Regions from separate parts of the Mus musculus genome. Here region 1 is linked to region 2. The links are chromatin loops, found by intact Hi-C in ENCODE. Cell type or tissue: heart. All regions are shown on one strand. Links, peaks and the distances in the headings refer to the core of each region. The heading gives the core; the rest is flanking DNA.

Region 1 (10,891 bases), core at 825-8,824, 58 kb before region 2:
CCTAATGTTTGCTACCCTTTAGTACAATGCCTCATGCTGTGGTGATCCCCAACCATAAAATTATTTCCATTGATACTTCATAATTGTAATTTCGATAGTGTTGTGAATCGTAATGTAAATATCTAATATGCAAGTATCTGATATGCAACCCCTGTGAAAGGGTCATCCAAACCCCCAAGAGGTTGTGACCCACAGGTTGAAAACCACTGTTGTATGGTGTCTGACAGAGATAGCAGCACATCAGGGCCAAGAAAAGAACAGACCAGCAGGGAGGTCACACTCCCTAATCTCTGGTCATTCCTAGACCATCTCATGCTCTGCACCCCTGACCTCTCCTGAATGTTCTTCTCTGTAACTCAGATTCAAATCCTTCAGGGACTTCCTGGAAGCTTCCCCAAGCTACAGTGACTTCTGGATGTTCCTAAGCTCCACTGACCTTCCACATTGAAGACTTACGTTCTTATTACCTAGCACCATCATTACCGATGGAGAAGGAGCCACCCAAGAGCCAGCCTTATCACAGGCTGGACACCAGAATTATAGTCATTTAGGGTCCTGCTGCTTGCTTCACCTGGAGTCTTCGCTCTGTTTTTAAAACCATTACACTCTGCCAGGCAATACTTTCCCCAGAGCCAGCTAAGTGGAGACCTTAAGATGGTTTTAAATCACAGGTTGGAAACACACAGCAAAGCTGCCGAGGAGAGGGGTAAGGAATTGAAAACGGAAGATGGGGGGAAGGGGCAGAAAACAGAGGAGGAGGGAGATCAAGAGGGAGAGGGAAGAAAGGAGGGGTGGAGAGAGGGATTGAAGGAGGGGTAGAGGAATAGGAGGAAGAAAGGACTGGGGGTAGAAGAAAAGAGGAAGCTTAAAATGTATAGCATCAACAGGGCCTACTGTGGCTGAATATGGACTACAGCCAGCCTGCCAATCAAGTTTTAGAGGGTACATTCTAGGCTGTAACAAGTAGTCCCATTGGGAGATCATCCTATGGAGGGTGTGGGGAACATTTAGAAGCTGTTCACAGGAGGCCAGTGCCCCTGCACAGCAGAGCCAGTCACCCTGGGAGCAGCCCCAGATCAGGACCAGATCTAACTCTAGGAATGGCGTTGACAGGAACTTGGGAGGTGACAGTGGGCAGGCAACAGAGCCTCTGGCTTCTGTTCTGTGAAACAGGACTGGTTATCTTCAGAGACAAGACAGGGATGTCTTGTGTGAAAGTCTAGTGAGCATAGAAACCAGGTAGGAGCCAGGAATGTGGGCAATACTCTGAAAGGAAGAATGAGTGCAGCTAGGGACCAGGTCCCCCACTTGCATGACTGGTGGGGTTTGCTGGGGGACTCCAGGTCTATGAAGTAGGAAGGCACAATGGAATGAGTGAGGGGAGCATGCATAGTGCAAGCAAGGCCAGGGATCTAGGGAGACTGTGGAGAAGTCCGCAAGTGGGAATGTGGCCACAGTCACAAGCTCAGCTTTCTCCTGAGCCTAGAGTCTTCCCATGAATGGCATTACAGGCACATGTTCCTAAGGTTTCTTCAATCAACTCAGGCAGTCTCCAGCCCCAGGGAAACATGGCAGCTCCAGTGACCGAAATGTGGAAGGACTAGAAGATGCAGGCATGACCATATTCAGGCCCCATGACAATTATACACAGACTTGAGAATACCCCACAAGTACATGCTCATATACATATATATGTTATATTTGTATGTATATATCTGCATGTGTACATGCATGTTATATGTATGTGTATACCGTATATGTATAATGCTTGCATGTGCATGCACAGTGTGTGTGTGCACATGCGTGTTGTGCACATGTATGTCACATGACATACTCTCCTTCCTCTTTGATGTCCTCAGAGTCAGGAACACTGCCCTCAAGCACTCACAGGGTTTGTAGCAGCCTTGGCTTGTACCCTGTGGGCAACCGATCCCAGGAGAGCAAAATGCCACCTTCTGCAAACTCAGCAAAGCCTTGGGGACCCTCACTGGGCTGATGGTTTCATAACTGCAGATGGGTGCTCCCAGGGGTCAGAGTCACGGCTGAACTGTGTCCATGCCTCTCCCCTAAATAGAAGTCTATGTTCTCACCCGAGACTAGGAATATGTTACCTTATATAGTAAAAGGACTTTAAACAAGTTTGTTTAAGTTAAGGGTCCTGAGACGAGGGCATTGCCCTGAGTCACCCTGATGGCAACAGTGTGAGGAAATCTGAGGGAAAGAGAAGGGTGACCACAGGTCCAGATGGTGGGTGGAGGAAGGGCATGGAATAGAAGCATGCATGAACCACCAGAAGCTAGAAGCACCTAGCAAGTGGATCCCCACGAAGCCTGAAGAAACAAACTAACACACCTTTTTTTTCTAGAAACACCCCCTTCAGTCAGCTGACCTCTCCAGAGAAGTGAGGTAATACATCTGCATGGGTTTCAGTCACTCACAATGTGGTGGACAACATAAAGGTGAATAAACCCTGCTTATGGCCCCCTTATGCACACCTTCAAGAACCTCTGATGGCCTACCCAAGAGGTGGTGGGCCCTAGGGCAGAGAAAAGGCTGAGCACTGGCCAGTGGGAAGGAGGCTGAAAAGAGTCGTCATATTCTTCATTTAGACGAGGTTCAAGAGCAGGTGAGGCATCAATGGGAGGGAGGTCTTTTTAAAAGAGAGAGTATGATGTAGCTCAGGTAGCCTTGCCATATAGCCAAGGATGACCTTGAATTTCCGATCCTCCTGCGTCTACCTTCAAGTACTGGGATAACAGAATTCCACTACAGTGCCTAGTTTCTGTGATGCTGAGTGAGGATCAAACTCAGGGCTTTGGGCATGCCAGGCAAGCACTCTAGCAACTGAGCTACATCCCAACTCCAAGAAGCTGGGTAATCTCTTGGGAGTGGATATTAACCAGGGAGGAATGGGAGGATGTCTTGGTCTCTGAGTGGATCTGAGATGCCCACAAATGTCAAATAGCTTCCCACCACCCTTGAGTTCTTTTCTCTGTGCCAGTCATCCTCTAAACAGATGACTGTGGGGAAAAAATAGCAGAAAAGGCTTTCTCAGCCTTCTTCCGTCTGTGCTCTCCCCTAGTTGCTGATTGAATGTTCAGGGACTTCCTGTGCAGAGGAGCCTGGGATATACCTTAGGTGGGCAGCACATGGGAACTGTTGGACTGGTTTGTAGCAACCTGCACTGGTCTGGTGGTCTCCTCATCCTCTCTGCCACCTAAGAAGTGTTAGGCCCAGGAAGAAGTTAGGGCCCAGCCCAGGGTCAAGACAAGTAGGCAAATAAATATGTCAAGGAATAAAATGATGGATGACCATACGCCAGCTAGATGGGAGCACGTTCTGTGTCATACAAACGGGGAGGTGGTGTTCCCATGTCCTTTTGGCTGAGCACCCACGTGGCAGGGAAGGAGCATAAAGAGGTATTATCAGCCTCCAAATCCTACTGAGATGGGAGGTGGCAGGGGTCACTGGCAGGCTATCTTCTCATCCGTGCTGGCCCCTTCCCACATAGAGTGCTTTGCCTTCTGCATGGCTTGTGTCCCAGGTCCCCAGAGAGAGAGGCACAGACAGTTAAGGACTGTTTGAAGATCTGCAAGAAACCACAGGAAGAACAAGAATGGAGAGCCTTGCCCATGTCTCTCCTTTTCAGGGGCCCTGTAATAGAGACTTTCTCTCTTGTGGATTCAACTCTAGAAAGAGCAGGGGGCGCGGTGTGGGTTCAGCTCTAGAACCTCAAGGGGGCCCTTGGCTGCTACTCTGGGATATGTGTATTCTTTCCTCTGTCCCTGCTTCGCGGCTACCTTCCCAAGCTGGAGAAGTGGAAGGCTGCGGTCTGAAGATCCAGGAGGGCGGTGGCTCCTCCGGCAGCCACGCCCACTTCAAGAGAGATGTGCTGCAGCTCACACCCTCCCAGAAATCACTAGGCCGGAAGTGGACTGAGCTTGGCCAGATCCACAATGGGCGGTGGTAGGGGGAGGGCTGGAACGTGCAGCCTGACACCTGCACCCTAGAAGTTTGTACACGGACAAGGCAGCCGCTCTTTCTTCTCAGCAGGGGCTTGGGAAACTCCTCCCTTCTCAACTCTCTCCCTCTCTATAAGCTTAATCAAGGCCACTGAGCTGAAGCCCCTGCAAAGTGAAAGTAACCTGCCTTGCCCGTAGTAGTTTTGCATAGCTACGTGAGACAACTGCTTCTCACCGCCCCCGCCATCCTCGCTTCCCCCTTCCTCCCTATCCCCCCCTCCACCCCGTGCTGCTGGCTGGGGTGTTAGGGTGAATCACTGTCCGACTCAGATCCCTCTTGCCCATTTTAGAGAAAGAAAGCTGAGGTAAAGAAAAGGGAGGTGAAATTGAGGGAGTAAAGACACCATAATCTTGACATGTGGCAAAGGAATTGAATTTGTAACTTTGTTTCAGCCAAATCTATTACATTCCAGAAACTGAGCTACCATGACTGCTAAGTAGGTACATTTCAGTATATATATAGGACATATAGGGTCCCACACCCTTCTTCTCAAGTTCAGATAAGTACGTTAACACAGCCAGGAACTGGAAACCAACAGAGATGGGATTTGAAGCCTGCTATTCTGAGGCTGGATTCTGGAAGTTTCCTCCATCAGTGAACTACTGTCAAAGGTATAGGATGTGCGGTTTTTGCTCCGGTCTGGCTCTCCTCGCTCAGCGCTTAGACTGCCTTTGCGTCTGGGTACCGGGATGCCCCTGGGGAATGGTGGGCTTAGGACGCTGACTGCCAGGTGGAGGAACTGCTGAGAGCGGTGCGGGTGGGGGTGGGGTGGGGAGAGATCTAGATAAACTGCCGCTAGATGAGAGATTCCCAGAGCTCCACATGCTGCAGAGAGGAAATTATCAGGACTAGTCATAGGACTTGGGGAGAGGCTAGGCTGTACAATGCTGGCTCAACAAGGTGTTTGGGGTGGGGTTGGAGTCTAGGCCAAGAACTCCGGAACGTTACCACTCTGCCATTCTTCCAGGGAAGGGCCCCACACACAAGGTAGCTGGAAGCAAGGATTCCTCTGTGGAGCTGAAGGTGCATGGGAAAACCCCCACCCAGGACAGCCATCCAGTTTCCCTCATGACTGAGTACTTGGTAGCCAGAGAATGATGGGCCCACTGCTTAGTTCTTAAAACTGCAGCAGACAGCAACACACCCCCACCTTGTCAACAACGTTTCAATGAAAGTCACAGCCACAGGGTAAGTGCTAGGCAGGTACCTCTGCCTTCTCTCCTGTCCCGTTTTCAGAGAGGGTAAATTCTCTAGAGGGGAAACAGCTTCTGTTTTTAAATACTGATTCATTTTGGAGAAAGCTAAAAAAAAAATAGTTTTAGGAAGCTGGAGAGAGAACTCAGTGGGTTCTAGTGCTTGTTGCAAATCCATAAAGACCCGAGTTCAAATCTCTAGCAGGGTGTGGCTGGACAGGACACCCGAAGTCCCCACAACCAATGTCCTCCTCTGGCCTCTGCATGGGGATACCTCCGTGCAGCACCCGCCTACACACACACACACACACACACACACACCCCATTTCAGTCTAGTGGAGTGGTTCTTGAACTCATAAGGTAGAAGCAGAAGATTCAGGAATTCAAGGCCATCCTTCACTGCATAGTGAGTTTGACGCCAAAACTATAGCTTGCCTCTACTCCCAGACCAAAAAAAGCAACAGGAAAGAGATTTATTTAGAGAAGGAGCAGACCTCAGGTAGAAGCCACCCACGCTCTTCCTGGCATGCCCTCCTGGGTTCCCTGATTCACCACTGACACCGTCGTCTCACAGTTACTTTTGTATAAAATGTGAATTGATGTGACTGGCAGTCTCTTTCCTCCCTTCAGAAAATAGGCTTCCGGAGAAGGGATGTTCTGGACTCCTGCTAACCATAGAAACTGCAGGGTCCAGATTGTATCTGGTACATAGTAGGCAGTCCGTAAATTTCTGTTTGATGAGTGAATGATAGCTGCTGTCACAGTAATAACAGTGCGAAGAACTGACTAAAGAGAGAAGAGCAGGCAGGGTGTCTGGGGAGGGGCTCCACACAGACAATGTCAAAGAAAGAGTCACCTAGTAAGGAGAACAGTCTGTGAAGCCACTCTCAGTAGGTTTGTAAGATGTCACCCATGATGACCCACAGCTTGGTAGCTGTGGCAGCTGTTGGCACCAGTGACTTCCTGCCTTTTCCTGTGTACCAGGCACCAATCCCTGCGTCTCTCCGCCCTGCTCCTCAGTCCCTGTTTGAACTGGAAAAATGGTTATTGGTTCACCGCTCGAGAATACGATCACTACCACAATTTAAAGCCGAATTTGAAGCAAACTTTAATTAAATACATGCCAGGAAGATGGACTCTGGCCAGGTCTACCCCTTGGTTCCCAGGAAAATGGTCACAAATCACTTTTTTTTTTTTTTGCTGGGACTTAAAAGGTAAAACCCATAATTCACCACATTTCCCACCAGGTCCAATCAAGGGCAAGCATACATCTTGATGTATTTCCTGCCCTTGTACCTTCTGCCACATTCGATCAAGCAAATCTGGTGCAGACAGGTCAAACAAATGTAGGGACAACAGGAATGTATTCTTCACTACAAACAGAACTCATCTCATAACCTGCCAGGCATATTTCGCCTGTTTTGGTCTCCTGGATACTCAAAACTCATCACTGCAAAGATCTGGAACCTTTCAGAGTCAGAGTGGAAGGGCACCCCAAGAGGCAGGGTGCAGTAGTGCTGCCTGCTTTTGGTGGATGCAGAGGCCCAGTAGGCACAGCTCAGGCCACCTGGGCCAATTGAGCCAGACCCTCTCCATAAGTGTATCACTGTGTTGGTCAGTGTTCCAGAGCCAGGAAAGGCCATGTTACATCCTCCAACATCACATTCTAATTGAGTGATCTTGATCCATAAGAGTCCCTATTCAGATATTGGCTTTCTACAAGTTCTGGCACACATGAGCATATATATGTGGGTGAACACACACACACACACACACACACACACACACACACACACACACACACAAGGTATGTTGGTATGTTTTGCCTAATGTGGTTAATATGAATATTCATGATTTACATGCAAAATCCCCCTTTCTAGATTTAGCCTGTTTCATATTGAATCTGGAATGTAGAATGTTCCCCCTAAAGGTTCATGTGTTGAAAACTTGGGCAGCAGATGGGAGTGTCATTCAGTGGTTGGTCGGAATGTCAAGATGTGTGTCTAGTTAGAGGATGTATATAAGCCCTTGAAAGGAATCTCTCTGTCTTTGTCTCTGTCTCTGTCTGTGTATATGTGTGTGTATGTGTGTGTGTATGTATGTATGTGTGTGTGTGTGTGTTTGCACAAATGGAGATTGGAGAATGTCTTAGTTAGAGTTTTACTGCTGTGAACAGACACCGTGACTAAGCCAACTCTTATAAGGACAACATTTAATTGGGGCTGGTTTACAGGTTCAGAGGTTCAGTCCAGTATCATCAAGGAGAGAACATGGCAGCATCCAGGCAGGCATGGTGCAGGAGGAGCTGAGAGTCCTACATCTTCATCTGAAGGCTGCTAGCAGAATACTGACTTCCAGGCAGCTAGGAATAAGGTACTAAAACTCACGCCTAGAGTGGCACACCTACTCCAACAAGGCCACACCTCCAAATAGTGCCACTCCCTAGGCCAAGCATATACAAACCACTATAGAGGATAACCTTAGGTGTTGGTCTTAACCTTTTGACTTATCTGAAGCAGTTTCTTCCTTTCATTGTGTGCACCAGGCTTGTTGTACCACAGTTTCCAGTGATTGTCTCTGCCTCCCACATCTCTGTAGGAGTGCTGAGATTAGCAGTAGGAACTACTACATCCGATTTTATATAGGTTTGGGGGATTAGAACTCAGATCTTCACAGTTGTTGTTAATCCCACTGGTCAAGAATAAGACCACTGTGTTTGAGCCAAATCTGAAACAAGCTTTAATTAAATACTGGCTGGGATGGTGGACTCCGGTCAGGTTTGTTACTGGGCTCCCAGAAAATGATAACAAGTGTAGGTAGCTATTCCAGAGTGAGGAGGGGATGTGAAAGGGTCCATGTGGAGGTCAGAGGTTGATACCCAGTGTCTTGTGTGGCTCGCCACCTTTTTTTTTTCCCCTTTGAGGCAGAGTCTTTCACTAAATCTGGAGCACAACAATTCAATGAGACTATCTGCCAGAAAGCACCAGGAGTGCCTCTGTCTTTGATTCCTCAGATCTACAATTACAGGGGTGCCACACCCAGCTTTTTTGGGGATGCTCAGAATTCCAACCGAAGTCTTCATATTTGTACAGCAAGCCCCTTGCTGTCTGAGCCATCTCCCCCGCATCTTAAATGCTTTTATGTCCCAGCCACAGTTATACTCCCTAACACACAAATGAGCCATCACAACCCCATTTCTCTTTATATCAGTGCTTCTCAGCCTTCCAATGCTGCAACCCTTTAATATGGTTCCTTAGACTGTGGTGGCCCCAACCATAACATTATTTCATTATTACTTCGTACCTGTGTCCTGCCATTTGCCCCATAGCTAGAATGACTCCTACCAGTACTGAAAAATGCCCTGGTGGCCCGTCATCTTCCTGGCAACCAGGAGGACAGAGAGGGTCCAATCATGAAACCCCTGGACTCCCAGCAATGATACAGTTGTAGTAGATTTCAATCTCGAGGTTGCCACTTTACAGCTGCGTGTCTCTGATGAAATGAGTTCACCTCCCTTGAGTTCGGATCACCAGGAGGACGGGTGCTGAGGCAGGAGTACTCACTGACTTAGTGTGGTCCAGCATGAGCTGGGAATTGAAGCACACCACCAAGGTGATAGGATCCCAACCCTCAGCTTGTTTTGCCCCATCCCTGGCCTAAGCAAACTTCTCAACCCATCACTCGGAGGCTCAGAGACACAGTGCTCCAGAAAATAGTTATGTGGAAGCTGAGCCAGGGCCCTTGGGTGCAGGCTTTGTTTTGGAAACAACCGCCCTCAGGCTGGGAGGAGGGGACTGTGCCCCAAGTCTGACTCTGCGCCCCAGAACTCAGGTCCTCTGTGCCTGCCTCTGTAAATAAGGGTAGCGCAGGCTTGATAACCTGCCCCTCCCCAACCCTGGCTCGCTCTAAGTTGTTTCCCAGAAAAGCTAAATGTCAGGACCTAGAGCACCAACCCAAATTCAGCACCGTGTGTGTTTTTGTAGCTCCAGAGAGCTAGGAATGGTTTTTATACTTCTGAAAAAATAATTAAAAAAAAAAAAAGAATCAGAAGAATAATATTTTCTAACATTTGAAAAATGACAGAATTCAAATGTTAGTGTCCATAAATAGCGTTGTACTGGGATGCGGCCAGGAGCGCTCACTTACATGTTGTCTAGGGCAGCTCTCTGGCTCCCAACTCTCTGGCTTTTCCTGGAAAAAGCAGCTGCCTCTTGCCCTGGAGCCATTTCAGTAGAGCAGTTACCTGCATACAGGCCTATGGTGTGAGCTTCCTCGACCACCTCCCCTTGTGAACACAACACCTGAGAAAACAACTTAGGGAGGAGAGATTTATTTTGGCCCATGGTTTCAGGTTATTTAGTTTATGCTGAACCTCTGGGTGAGGGGGGAACTTCCTTACCTCTAGGCGGAGAGGAGGCAGGGAGAACAGCGCCAGGAGGGATCACCCCCAGAACACATCTTCTGCAACCAGTCAGGAAGTTTCATGCCCCACCCCCAAGCCAATAGATTATTTAAATTTCTAATCAATGAGCCTTCCTGGTGCAATCATTTCTGGATGAACACTCCCTCCCTGACGGGAGAGCTGTGCCTCACTAATCTTCTAGGATCTTACACTGACTAGGAAGAATAAACATTGCACCCTATTTCACAGGAAGTCACTTCTGAGAGCCGGTGGGGAGGGTTGACCTCAAAACAGGAGTCTTGTGGGAAGTGAGGGTAAACCCAGTACAGCCTCTAACATAATTACCTCACCAGATGGAGAGTGACTACAGGAAGTCAGGAATCTGCACCAGTGTAGTCTCTTTAATAACTGTAACCTTTCCGTTCATTGACAACTGCTGTTTAGCATGTCAGTATGGAGCCTTGGCTCTAAGGGACCAAAACCACTTGAATTCCTTATGCCTTATGGCAGTAACCATGCTAGAGACAGTTGGACAGACTGTCCACTGCATAACCTCTAGACATGCTACTTCTTTCACTGTTATCCATATCTGTATCAATAAGGATAATTTTCTACAGTAGGGTTTCCCAGTCCCCAAAGGCACAGAGTGGCCCTGGGTGACACTGCTTATTAGCCCTCCCCTCCAGTTTTGTAAAAGATAGATGTGGACCTTGGCACATAGTAGGCACTCAACTAAGTCAAGCTGAGAAAACGTAAGCATAAGCGTCTCTCTTGGACCTTACACTGGAGCATGAAGGGCTCGAGGGCAGTGTGCTCTCTGGTCCAGTCACTCACGTGACGTGACTGCAGGTATTCAGCTGAACAAAATAAACAACTCATTCGCAGCTTAAGCTCTTTGTCCCTTCCTTCTAAACAAGTCTTCATCATCACATGTCATGGGGACTTGGAGCTGGGCCAACACATTATTTATTGAATGCCATGATCTTTTCCTGCTCCCTTGCCACCTTTCTTGGATGTGCTTGTGGAATAGACTGTTCTAGAAAGAGTAACTTTTTTATTACCTCCAGCTGCTTGTTATCTGAGGTGCTACTTTCTGCAGGGACTGCTATTACACATGAAGATGGCTTAGCCCGGGCCTGTCACTGGTTACTCAAAGTTGTTTTTACCCCATTTTCCTCCTCCCTAGATGAGCGGTCTCATATTTTTTGTATCAGAGCCATCAGGACTCTTTCCTCTTTGGGGATTCGAGCCACAGACGTGGAGGAAGAGAAAG
Region 2 (10,891 bases), core at 2,057-10,056:
ATTCCAGAGATTCAAAAGGCTGTTTGTTGTCCCTAAGAGTTACAGCAACTAGTCCTGCTGGCTGAAGGACAGGTGCTGCAGGCTGGGTGGCTTTTCCCACCACAGCTTGGGTTTACTCTTGGGCATGTGGGCAGAAGGAAGAGGGTTTTGTTGAGTGCTAGTTTTCTAGGACCCCTGCCATTGATAATGCCTACGTGCACCTGAGTGTCTACGGGCACCTGAGTGTCTGCTGTCTACACCAAGTGGCTTTATACCATAATTTCCATTTTTATTCAGTGTGTTCAGCTGACAAAGGGAGGCTGACTAGTGTACCAGGAAGTCCATTTCCAGGACGTGCAATGCAATCTCAGCTCTATTTTTGGAAGACTTCTACGCGTTCCTCTGAGTTTGTCAGAAGCTCACACACACAAAGCCTTTGCAGGCCATCAGGCAGTGGGAAGGTTCAGCTTCTCCTTGCAGAGTTCCTGAATTTGACTTCTACTCCTCTTCCACCCCTGAGGCCTGCTGCCTGGAAAGAATGCTTAGCCTGGATGCCACAGCTAGGGCTTAGGAGGATCCTCACCCATAGAACACAGGCCTTGACTTGATGTTGAGGTACTCTCTGAGTTCCCATCACTGGCCAAGAAATGTTGATAGCGGGCTGCAGGTTCTTCCTTAGTGAGGAGAAGCTAGGCAGTCTGAGTCTAATCCTTCTATCCCTGCAAAGCTCCTGTGAGGCTTAACAAACCTGTTAGCCTCTCAGGGCCTTACGTGCTTTCCATACTCTTGGAGAAGGAGCAGTGTGCTGCCTCTGAAGGAGAGCCCTTTATCAAACCAGAAGAAAACTTTGAGATGTCACTGTTTCCTATCTGCATGCTTTGAAAGTTCAACACACAATCAGCCACTTGGAAATATAATCCTAACCAGAACTTGTACGTTTGTGATGTGTCATTGCCACCTCTACCGAGTTGTAAAAAAATTCCCACCATTCATTCAAAATAAAACCCTGTACCCATTAAGCAGCTTTTTGCCATACCCCCACCAACCTAGTACTTCCTCCTTACCCTCAGCCCCTAAAAACCACTATTTCCATTTTGGGGGACAGGGCCTTGTGTAGTCCGGGCTTGCTGTATAGCCCTGACTCTCCTGCCTCCGTTTGCCAAGCACCTGGTTACAGGTATTTTCACCATGCCTGGCTTATTCCATGTTGGAGCTCCAACCTACATCTTTGTGCCTGCTAGGCAGGCATTCTACCACTTGAACTCTGTCCTCCAGCCTTGTTCTGCCTCTGGTTTGTGGGAATTTACAAATTGTGGATACTAAGGAGTCATAGAACAGGCAATTGGCTCCTTCTTCTGTCCCTCAGTACCATGCTTTTGGTGGTTGTCCACACTGAAGTGTAAATACAAGTAACTTCTGTGACTGACTAACATGGCACTATGTGGAAGGAGCAGACATTGCTCCCTCCACTCTGCTGCTGGTGAATGTGGGGGTTGCTCTCTCATTTCCTCTGCTGTGGATGGGGGTATTTGCCAACCTGCTTGTTACTATCTGCAATGCATATCTAGGAATAGGATTGCTGGATCATGGGCTAACTTGGCTTAACTTTTTGAGGATCTGCCAAACTATTTTCCTCGGCAGCCGTGCCATTTCATCTTGGCAGCAAGGCCCAGGTGTGCCAGCTTACCCACTTCTCATCCACACTGGTTGTTTTCCACTGTGCTGATTCCAATCATGTTGGCTGGTGTGTGTGAAGTGTTTCCTCAGGGTCATTGTGAGTTTGCTTTTTCCTGGTGGTGAATGTTCTAGAGGTTTTCATGTGTATGCCTCCTTTGGAGAATCATCTACACAAATAACCCCATCACTCTTTATTTACATAGTTAATTTGTGAGTGCGTGTGGAGTGAGTGGCGGTGGTGGTGGCGGTGGTGGTGGCGGTGGCGGTGGCTGTGGCAGTGACAGTGGTGGTGGTGGCACATTCTTGCTGTGAGTACAGGCACCTATTTCACAGTGGATGTACATTAACAGAGGAACACCCCCCCCCCCAGTGTAGGTTCTCGCCTTCCACCTTGTTTGAGACAAGAACTCCTGCTATTCACCATCACACTGTTTATGGCAGGCTAGTTGGCTTGCAAACATGTCAGGATTCTCCTATCCTTCAATTTGGGGGGCAGGAGTAGAGAGACACAAGCTACTACTCAGAAGTGTTCTGTGATTCTGAGCTTGGGTCTCTCTTGTGCAAGGATCAGTTGACCCTCTGAGTCATCTCCCCAGCCTACTTTCTCTACTTTTAAACTGAATTGCTTGATTTTTGTTAAGTTGCAAGGGCACTGTATGTATTCTGGGAAATGAAGCTTTTGAGAGGGATATTATTTTCTCCCATTCTGTAGGTCTTTTAAAGGATTTGCTTCGGGGACGGGAATGATGGACCACTGGGAAGAAGTGTTCGATACAAGCCTGGTGACCGGAGCTAAATTGATGTGTCTCATGGTGGAAGGAGAGAACTGACTCCTCAAGGCTGTCCCTTGGCCTCCATATGTGAGCAGAGGTGTCTGCATATTTTTCTGACACTCCTCATGGAGATGCGGGTTAATGTGTGAGCATATGCATAAACATGCACAAACGCACACTTTTGAAAATGCTAGTAAGAAATTATTCAGAAGGGATGAAGAGGATTGTTGATATCTTCTCTCACCACACCTCTGGTCTTTATTTAGGACACTCGACACATGTTAGCAAATATCTGAAGATCTTCACAAGTTTTTGTATTTATTCCAGAGATTTAATTATTCTTCCTTTAAAGAGGCAGAAACGGTGGCAGGGAGACTTTGCATGTGGCTTTTCTATGTACCTGGACACTCCTCCCTGACCTGACCTGGCTTCATTCCTCACTTAAGGCAATGTCTGAGGATACATTACATGGTGGTTATAATACGTGACAAACCAGGTCTCTTGGACTTACGACTCCTGTTCAAAAACAACTTTGTCTTTTGACTAGCATCTGCCCAGTGCTTCTTCAACCTCTAATAACCCTCGTTGTGCCCTCTGCTTCTGTTTTGACTTCTTCAGATTCCATGCCTAAGTGAGATCATGCATGATCTGCCCTCCTGACTCATTTCATTGAATACAGCGTCCTTCAGGTTCATCATGCCAAGCGGACAGGATTTCCTACATTCTTTTGGAGGTTGACAGAACTCCTGTGGACTGTGTTCTTGCTTCCTCACCCACTCATATGTGGATAGGGTCACCAATGTTTATTCCATCTCTTGACTGAACAGTGTTGAGGTGAACACAAGGCGCAGGGATTCTGACATGATTTTTTTTTTCCTTGCGATATACTCAGAATAGGAAACACTGGATCACACGGAAGTTCTATTTTTAGTTGTTTTGAAGACCGCACATTGTTTTTCACAGTAACTCTACTGATTTACATTCTTACCCACAGCAGTGCACTTGCTGTGGCTTTTTCTTGGCTTGTTGTGAAACACAGGGAAGGTTTATGCATGGGGTTAGAATGGTCACCGTGATGCACTGACAAGAGTGGAGACAGAGCTCCATTTCCTGTGTACCCTGCTACGATTCATGGTGGGAGGAGGGTCCTTTTCTCACCTTTAACTTTAAACTTTGCCATCTCTTTTGGTACACTGCTATGTAAAAGACTGCCCCAAAATATAGGGCTCTCACTTCCCCTAGCTCAGAAGCCTATGTATGAGGCAGGTCTGAGTGGGGAGGGCTCTTCTCTGCTCTACTTGATACAAATTGGGGCAGTTCTCTGGGGGGTGCAGAATATCCTAACCCTAACCCTAACCCTAACCCTGGTTATGGAACCAGGAATTTGAAACTTCCACAGTTTGGTGAGCTAATTTAAGTAGTACAATGATTCCTGTCATTTTTGTTAACAGTGAGGGGAAACTTCAGAGGAGGAATATCAAAGAATCTGAGGTTGTTTTTGATGTTCTTCACTGGGTGTTAGAGGACATGATAGGAACCAGATCTTAAATGTGCATGGGGTGTGAAGAAGCCCATCCCTGTAGTACTTCTGCCTTCTGCATATAAATGTTTGGCCAAGAACTACGAAAGAAAGTAGAGACATCCTGGATCCCATGTGTACAAAAGCCTGTGAGCTGAGACCTGGTCAGTGAGAAGATGCTATGTAGGATAGATGCGGCTGCAAATGACTGATGTATACTGGCTTGTGTTTTAGACCAACTGTCTGTATATACAGCATGCAGATGGGTGAGTGCCAAGACAGGTAGCAGAGAAAGCGATTGATGATGGGTTGGCTTTTATATGACTGGAAGATAGAAATATCCTGAACACACGCAGAGGGAATAGGGGCATGGAAAGTATGGTTATGAACCATGTCTCTTTTAGTGGCAGAAGGGCCGGACTGACGTTGGATAGGCAAAGGGAGGAGGTGACATAGTGAGACTTCTCAGGTCTCTACTTTGAGCTCTGGGCACACCTGTTCTGTAATGGAGAATCAGACAAACAGGGACAGTGAAGGAAGGAGGTGTGTGGTTAGGATCTGTGGAGTTGAAGAGAATAAACATGCTAGAACACATCTTAGAAGGTGGAAGCATATGGAGCCCTAAGTGAGGAGAGTTTGTCTCCAAAGGTCAAGAGCAGTGTTGCTAGTTTGTGGGAAGTGGGAGGAAGGAGGAGCCTTGGTCAGTCTAGGTACAGGAATGTGGTGTTGGGAGATGAGGGACCTGCAAGGTGTTCAAGAAGGATGTAAACAAGGACAGAGGCAAGCCATGGGAAGTACAAGAGGGCTTCGGGCCCTTCAGCTGGGAAGGCTCTACCATCTGGTGAAGTCTGGTGGTGTGCCCAGCATCCAGCTTGGTGCATCTGGCCTGTGGACTACACAGTCATCTCCGCATCCCTAACTCGGTATGTTTCTGCAAAATGAACCTCTTTGGAAGCCCCAGCCTTCCCTGCCTGCCTGGTGCTCTGATGATGCACCAGCCCAGGGGCTCCTCTCCAGGGTAACTCTGTGTGGAACAAGACTTAGAGATCAGTTTCCCTGGCCTTGAGGGCAGAGCAGTTCTCACCGTTTGCACGATCTCACACCACACTCCGCCCAGTTTCTCTCTGGGAGTTTGGTGTTGAGGTGGCCGACACAGTTTCAGATATCTTGATGGTGTGTACACCATTTAGCTATTCCAGGGTACCGTGGCAGGAGAGGGGCAGACAGCGTAGGCTCAGAGTCTGAGTGCCTGGTTCCCATTGAGGTCCGCTGCTGCTGAGCTGAGCTGTGTGGCTCTGGGCAGTACGACTCATCTCTTGGAATGCTAGATTTGTGTAAAATGTGTATGTCAGTGAGGCTGCCTGTCCTGAGGCATGTGAGAAGCAGGTGAGGGGAACCCAGAGGCCTGGCTGGAATGTTTATGCTCTAAGTACAGGTTAACATCCATCCTATCTAGTATTATTGGCAACCAACATGATTCTGATACACCTGCCAACCAGGTACCTGGTACTTTGCTAGATGCTGGGCATTCAGAAGAAAAACCACGTTCAGTGTCTCTGCCTTTCTAGGACCTCTGAGAGTGGAATGGCATGGTTGGATGGAACCTTGAGATACAAACATCGTACTCAAGCCTTCCAGTGTGTACTTTAGGAACTAAAGTCAGCACACAGAAGCACCCACCCTGAAGTCCCTGGGAATGAGCATAGCTTGGATTTCTGGCCAATCTGCAATCTTTCCATTGTATTCTCCCTGATGTTCAAGCATCTCCACCAAGCCCTCTCTGCCTTTGCTTGCACACAACTGCAACTGGGGTGAGCAGCCTCATTCTCTATTCTCTGATGCTGGGCATCCTGTCCCCTGGGTTGCCTCTCTATAGCCCGTCCTACTGCTTGCATCTTTTAAGCCTTCTGATCAACCAGGGTTGACCAGAGCAGACCTGGTGAGCTGTCACGAATTGGCTCTAAGTCTAGGACAGGATCTCTGACATCAAGGAGAGATTTTGGCAGAGGTGGCCGGTTGCCCTCGAGGATTCTGGAACTTTTATCCCACCATTCATTTTCCCATTATGATGTTGTTTGGGCAATGAAACTCCTGCTGGTCAATGGACCTATATGGAAGTGGTGGGTATCAGATCTAACTGGAGACATTTGAGAGCTTATGAGGCATTACCAGTTTCCTGTACAGTGACCTTGAAGGCTATGTGCTGAAGGAGGTGAAGTTGGTAATAATGTCTTTCATGACTGGCTGGGTCACTACATGAAGGAAAGCACAAAATCCCTGAAACTGCTCCTAAAAGAAACTAGCCTTGTTCTCCATTAGTGGGACTTGAAGCTTATTTGTTTTTGCAGCATTAGCCTACTCTGGCCTGACAGATATACAATCAGCTCTGGTCTTTGTTCTTGGCTGAGGAGTTATGAACAGGGTGACCACAGGCATATAGCATTATAGTCATAGGTATGGTGCAGATACCACTGCCACCTCAGTCTCTTGGGAGAATTTCAGGAGGAACATAATACATGTTAGACACATAGAAAATCTCAGAAAATGGCTGGCACAATTTTTCATGTCTACCATGTCATTTAATACCCTCTTACAGATTAATAAACCATGATTCAGATCAAGCTCTCTCATAGGCATACAGTTCAGAAATAATAGATAACCAAGAACAAGTTTCAGGTCCTAGGTTTCCAGTGGACCTGGGTTTCATGTGAACCGTGGGAAGAGAACATTTATTATCCTGTCCACACTGGCTGGGGACTTTGGCTGTCCCCTTTTGGGCCTGTTTTCTTGACTGGTTTACTCAGGTGAGTGACAGAGACAGCGATCTTATTGGAAAGGTGTTGGGCTTGCTCGTGTCTATAGCAAAGTCCTCTAAAGGTCTGACTTTGTTCACAGGTGTGTGCCTTTTCAAAAGCTTCTGCTTTTCAGCTAAACAGACATGAGATCTTGACTAAGATGGCTCTGTTGCACCCTCTGGTGGCCACCACCCATGAACACTCCAGCTAGCACCGTTAAGCCAAGGACGGGGTCAGAAGAAACTGGGCAGCCATGGGCTGGTTTTGCTTTCCTGGCTCAAACCACTGTGTAGGGCTCATGTCTAGAATTCTTGTGCTAGGAACACCACCTAGAGTTCTCATCCCCCAGGTACCAAATGTCATGATCAGTGTTCAGGACACAGTGACCGAGACCTCACTTTTGATGTGTTTGCTAGCTCTACCCTCTGACGCACTACATGTCTGCCTGAGTCTGCTTCTTTTCCTCAAGATGCTATGCCTCATCAAATTAATACATATGAGGCCAAAAGCAATACTTTTTTTTTTATGAGCGTTACTGCTGTCTGGTTATCTGTTACCATGGCTTCCAACCTTCTCCTGGCAGAGTCCTATTCTTGCCCACAGCCATTTGCAGTACCCATTGCCCTTGATAGTCTTCTGTTAGATGAAGAATATACTAAGCCTGCATTTTCTCGTGGCACAAACTGTGGCATCCCTTTTACTCTATAGAGGTCCATCTATAGAGGATGCAGGCTTTGATCACCGATTCCAAGGACCCATGGGTACCCTTGTTCCAACCAGAGCTCCTCCTGCAGGGAAGAAACTCTTCATCCATGAGTAGACCCAGTCAACTTGAGCTTCTTGCTTGGGGCAATGCTTTCACAAAGCTAGTCCAAATGCTGGAAAGTATGGAGGAAGAGTGTGTCTCAGAGTCCAGAGGCAGCCAAGGAGGCCACGAGAGGAGGCTGCACCTAGGAGCTTAAGGCTGAGAAGCCCTTAGCCCATGGAACTTTCCATTTCAATAGTATTCATGGAACCCTGACTTGAGAGCTCAAAGAAGAAACCAAGATCTTTTGTTTTAGGTCTGCCATGGGCAAGGAATACACCTATGCTAAGTGGAAGAGGACCGGAGAGAAATGGCTTGACTCCCTGATTGTGGACCACACCTGCAGTGTCCAGAGCACCCACAGCCCTGACCTTTGTCACTTTCCCATCCTTTCTGTTGTCCAATGACACCATCCAGAAAAGGACTCCACCATCATTTTCCCCCATGAGAGATTCTGGCACTATCTTTGTGCTGTATGCAACCCAACTGCTTGGCCTCAATAGCCTGACCCCACCACTTGGCTGCCTGTGTTTCCCTGTGCTGGTGAACTGCAGGTGGGTCGATGTGGTTTGACTCAGCTTGTACAGTGGTCCTCCATGTCCCACTGCGTTCATGTATATCCCTGGGGACTGGTGGCCTCTCTAGCTCTTTCTTCTATTTCTTGCACAGTTGTCTCTCCTCAGATCACTCCTTCACCTATAGGCAGTTGTGATCCAGACTCACCTGATCAGGCTCTACTCCTGTGACAAAACATCTCAGACATAAATCCTAGACCTGCTTCAGGGACCAGTTGAAGTGATGGAGAAGCTAAATCAGCAAACAGTGGAAGTTAAGTATGTTCTCTTCTGCTATAGATTAGAGTGTAAGGCTTAGCATTGCAAGGAGCTATGGATGGTCCCTTTTGTCATCTTGACCATCTGAAGTGTTCATTTAGTTTCGTGTGTGTGTGTGTGTTTGTGTGTGTATTGTGTGTATGTATATGTGAGTGTGTGTGTGTGTGTGTGTGTGTGTATGTATTTGTGTATATGTGTGAGTGTGTATAGGAATGTGAGTGTGTGTATTGTGTGTATGTGTTTGGATATGTATATGTGTGCACATGTGTGTGTATATGTGCACATGTGTGTGTGTCTATGTGTGTGTGTGTCTGTCCACCTTAGTCTGCAGTACTGAAGCTGAAAGTTTGCAAGATTCTAGATGTGAGAACCAGCAACAGCCGGTCTCTGTGAGGTAACTGAGAACTAGGGCGACATAATTTAGTAATGCACGTGGCAGCGGATTCACTTTACCTTCTGGCTCGGGCCCTGGACAGTCCCCGTGTAGGACCTGAGGGGTGGGAAGTGAGGAGAAAGTCCTATGGTGGTAGGAGTACCTCAACCACATCCTCAGGGATACCCGTGGTGAGTACGAGAGGCTGAAGCAGAGGCCAATGCCTCCCCAGCAACCCCTGCTTAGCTCTCCCAGCGTGCGGGTGCTGGGCCTCTAAAGTCCACTACTATGTAGTAAGGGATGGGCCTCTGAGGACACAGTCATACCTGTGTATCAAGGGACTTGTGCTAGCTCTTTAATGATTTCAAAATCCACTGATGCTGAAATACCTTATATCAAACACAGGAGCAGCCTTGAGGACTCTGCATTCTCCAAGACATTGTGGTCAGATGGGATGTCCCAAGGGCTGGGTGCTGTTTAAGGCCACTATATGCAGGAGGTGCCAGGAAACCCCTAGTGCTTTTCTGCTAATGTACATTCCAGGAACTCGGGCCTAAGACCAGCATGAGGAAATAGAAGTACAGGGGACAAAGGAAGGAAGCCAGGGTCCTCAGGGACCCACTAGAGCATGCTGCCACCGTGTGGCTGCTTGGCTACTGCACAACTAACAGAGTGGCTTATGGTTTCAGTTGTGCAATAGGGTCTGGAGTGTGTGTGTGTGTGTGTGTGTGTGTGTGTGTGTGTATGTGTGTGTGGTGTTTTGGTATGGTATGATGATGTGTGTGTTGTGTGTGATGCTGTGTTGTGCATGGTGGTTTTCATGTACTCTATATGTGCAGTGTACATGCTGTGTTGTGATGTGTGTTTATGTATTTTATGTGTGAGGTCTGTGTTGACTGACTGTATGTGCATATGTGTGATATGTTATATGTACATTAATGTTTTATATATGCACATATGCATATGTGTATATGTGGTGTGTGTTGTGTCTGTTTACACTGTGTATGTGTAGTGTGTTGTGTGTGTTGTCTCTTTGTGTTGTGTGTGTTCACGTAGGTTATGTGTGTGTCTGAAGTTTGTATGTATATTGTGCGTGTGTTTTGATAATGAATGATCATGACCTCTGGGGAAGAAACAGATATGATGGAAGAAAAGGAATTCTAGAGATGAAGAAGCCTCCTGGAGAAGATGCATGGCGAAGCCTTTCGCTGAGGACAGGAGGCAGGGACAGAGATACAGGGAGCAAGGATAAAGTCAGACAGGGCTGGAGCCTGGCCACCCTTCCTGGTGTTGCTGAAGTGCCGCTGCCCAGTGCTGGGTTCCTTGCTAAGCCCGTTACCTGTAATAACTCGGTGCTTAATGCGTGTGTATACTCGGGTGTGTCACCATCCCAGCTTTACCATGGAGGTCAGGCACAGCAAGCTGCTCGGGCTCACACAGTTAGGCAGTGGCCCCCACACTGCCTGGCTCTAGGGCCACACCTGTACATGATGTCTTGGACAAGCAAGAGCAAGCGAGGTGGCATATAAACTGTAAAGCGCTGTACCAATCATGAGGGAGGGGTTACTGGCACACACCAACTTCACATGGCAAAGTTCCATTCTAAGGCTTCTGAAAATAGTTCTTTAAAAATCCAAGGAAGAGCACTTGTGTCATTTAGACCTGTCCTGTGTTCCTCCCAGGGTGTGGCTATCTCCTCTGTGTACATTGGGCCTCAGCCAAGCAAACATCAGCGCCACTGGCCCTGTCCACTTGGGCCTCCTGGGATGTTTTGTTTCTGATCTCAGGGCCCCCTGAAGATTGTTAAGTCCATGTGATGGACGAGAGCAGAGGTTAGGTAACTCACAACAGTCCCACCACAGGGAATGGCTCCACTCTGTCTCCAGAGTCCCCTTCCAATGGGGAGGAGAGCAACATCCCAGGAGACCCCAGGAGATGATGCATCCAGCCATCTCAGGACTGAACAGAACCATCGACGAGAAACTGCACCAAAGCAGAACTCCGAACACGCCCAAACAATAAAATAGCTCTTTTTTTATTCACTTTGATTTGAATAATTGGAAATATTCAACAATAAATAAAATGGAGCCGAGGCTGAGGAAGGCAGACTCCCTGACATCATTGGAAATGCATTCAG

What was found. A loop is a pair of places that touch in the nucleus more often than their neighbours do. Peaks named below come from ENCODE experiments on the same cell type or tissue, not always from the same donor. Only the 100,000 strongest peaks of a DNase experiment are listed, where the experiment ranks them.
Region 1: it touches region 2 in a loop (4-fold over the local background); 6 of 42 quality-filtered maps call a loop at or near these places.

What each region holds. Positions count from the first base shown.
Region 1 is chr15:67,035,620-67,046,510 of GRCm38, forward strand. It overlaps Gm31342 (a long non-coding RNA gene), which reads left to right and starts at 3,974. Exons shown (of 3, transcript XR_384160.3): 1 at 3,974-4,634; 2 at 4,991-5,211; 3 at 7,450-7,489. In heart, for the core only: a CTCF peak has its summit at 6,718; DNase peaks (open chromatin) are centred at 3,932 and 4,832; H3K4me3 peaks cover 1,562 bases; H3K27ac peaks cover 1,765 bases.
Region 2 is chr15:67,092,107-67,102,997 of GRCm38, forward strand. St3gal1 (ST3 beta-galactoside alpha-2,3-sialyltransferase 1) reads right to left here. Exons shown (of 9, transcript NM_009177.4): 9 at 10,769-10,891. Among named protein-coding and RNA genes, the nearest start is that of Gm31342, 58 kb to the left of the region's middle. In heart, for the core only: CTCF peaks have their summits at 6,934 (motif pointing left) and 9,378 (motif pointing left); DNase peaks (open chromatin) are centred at 6,945 and 9,345; H3K27ac peaks cover 435 bases.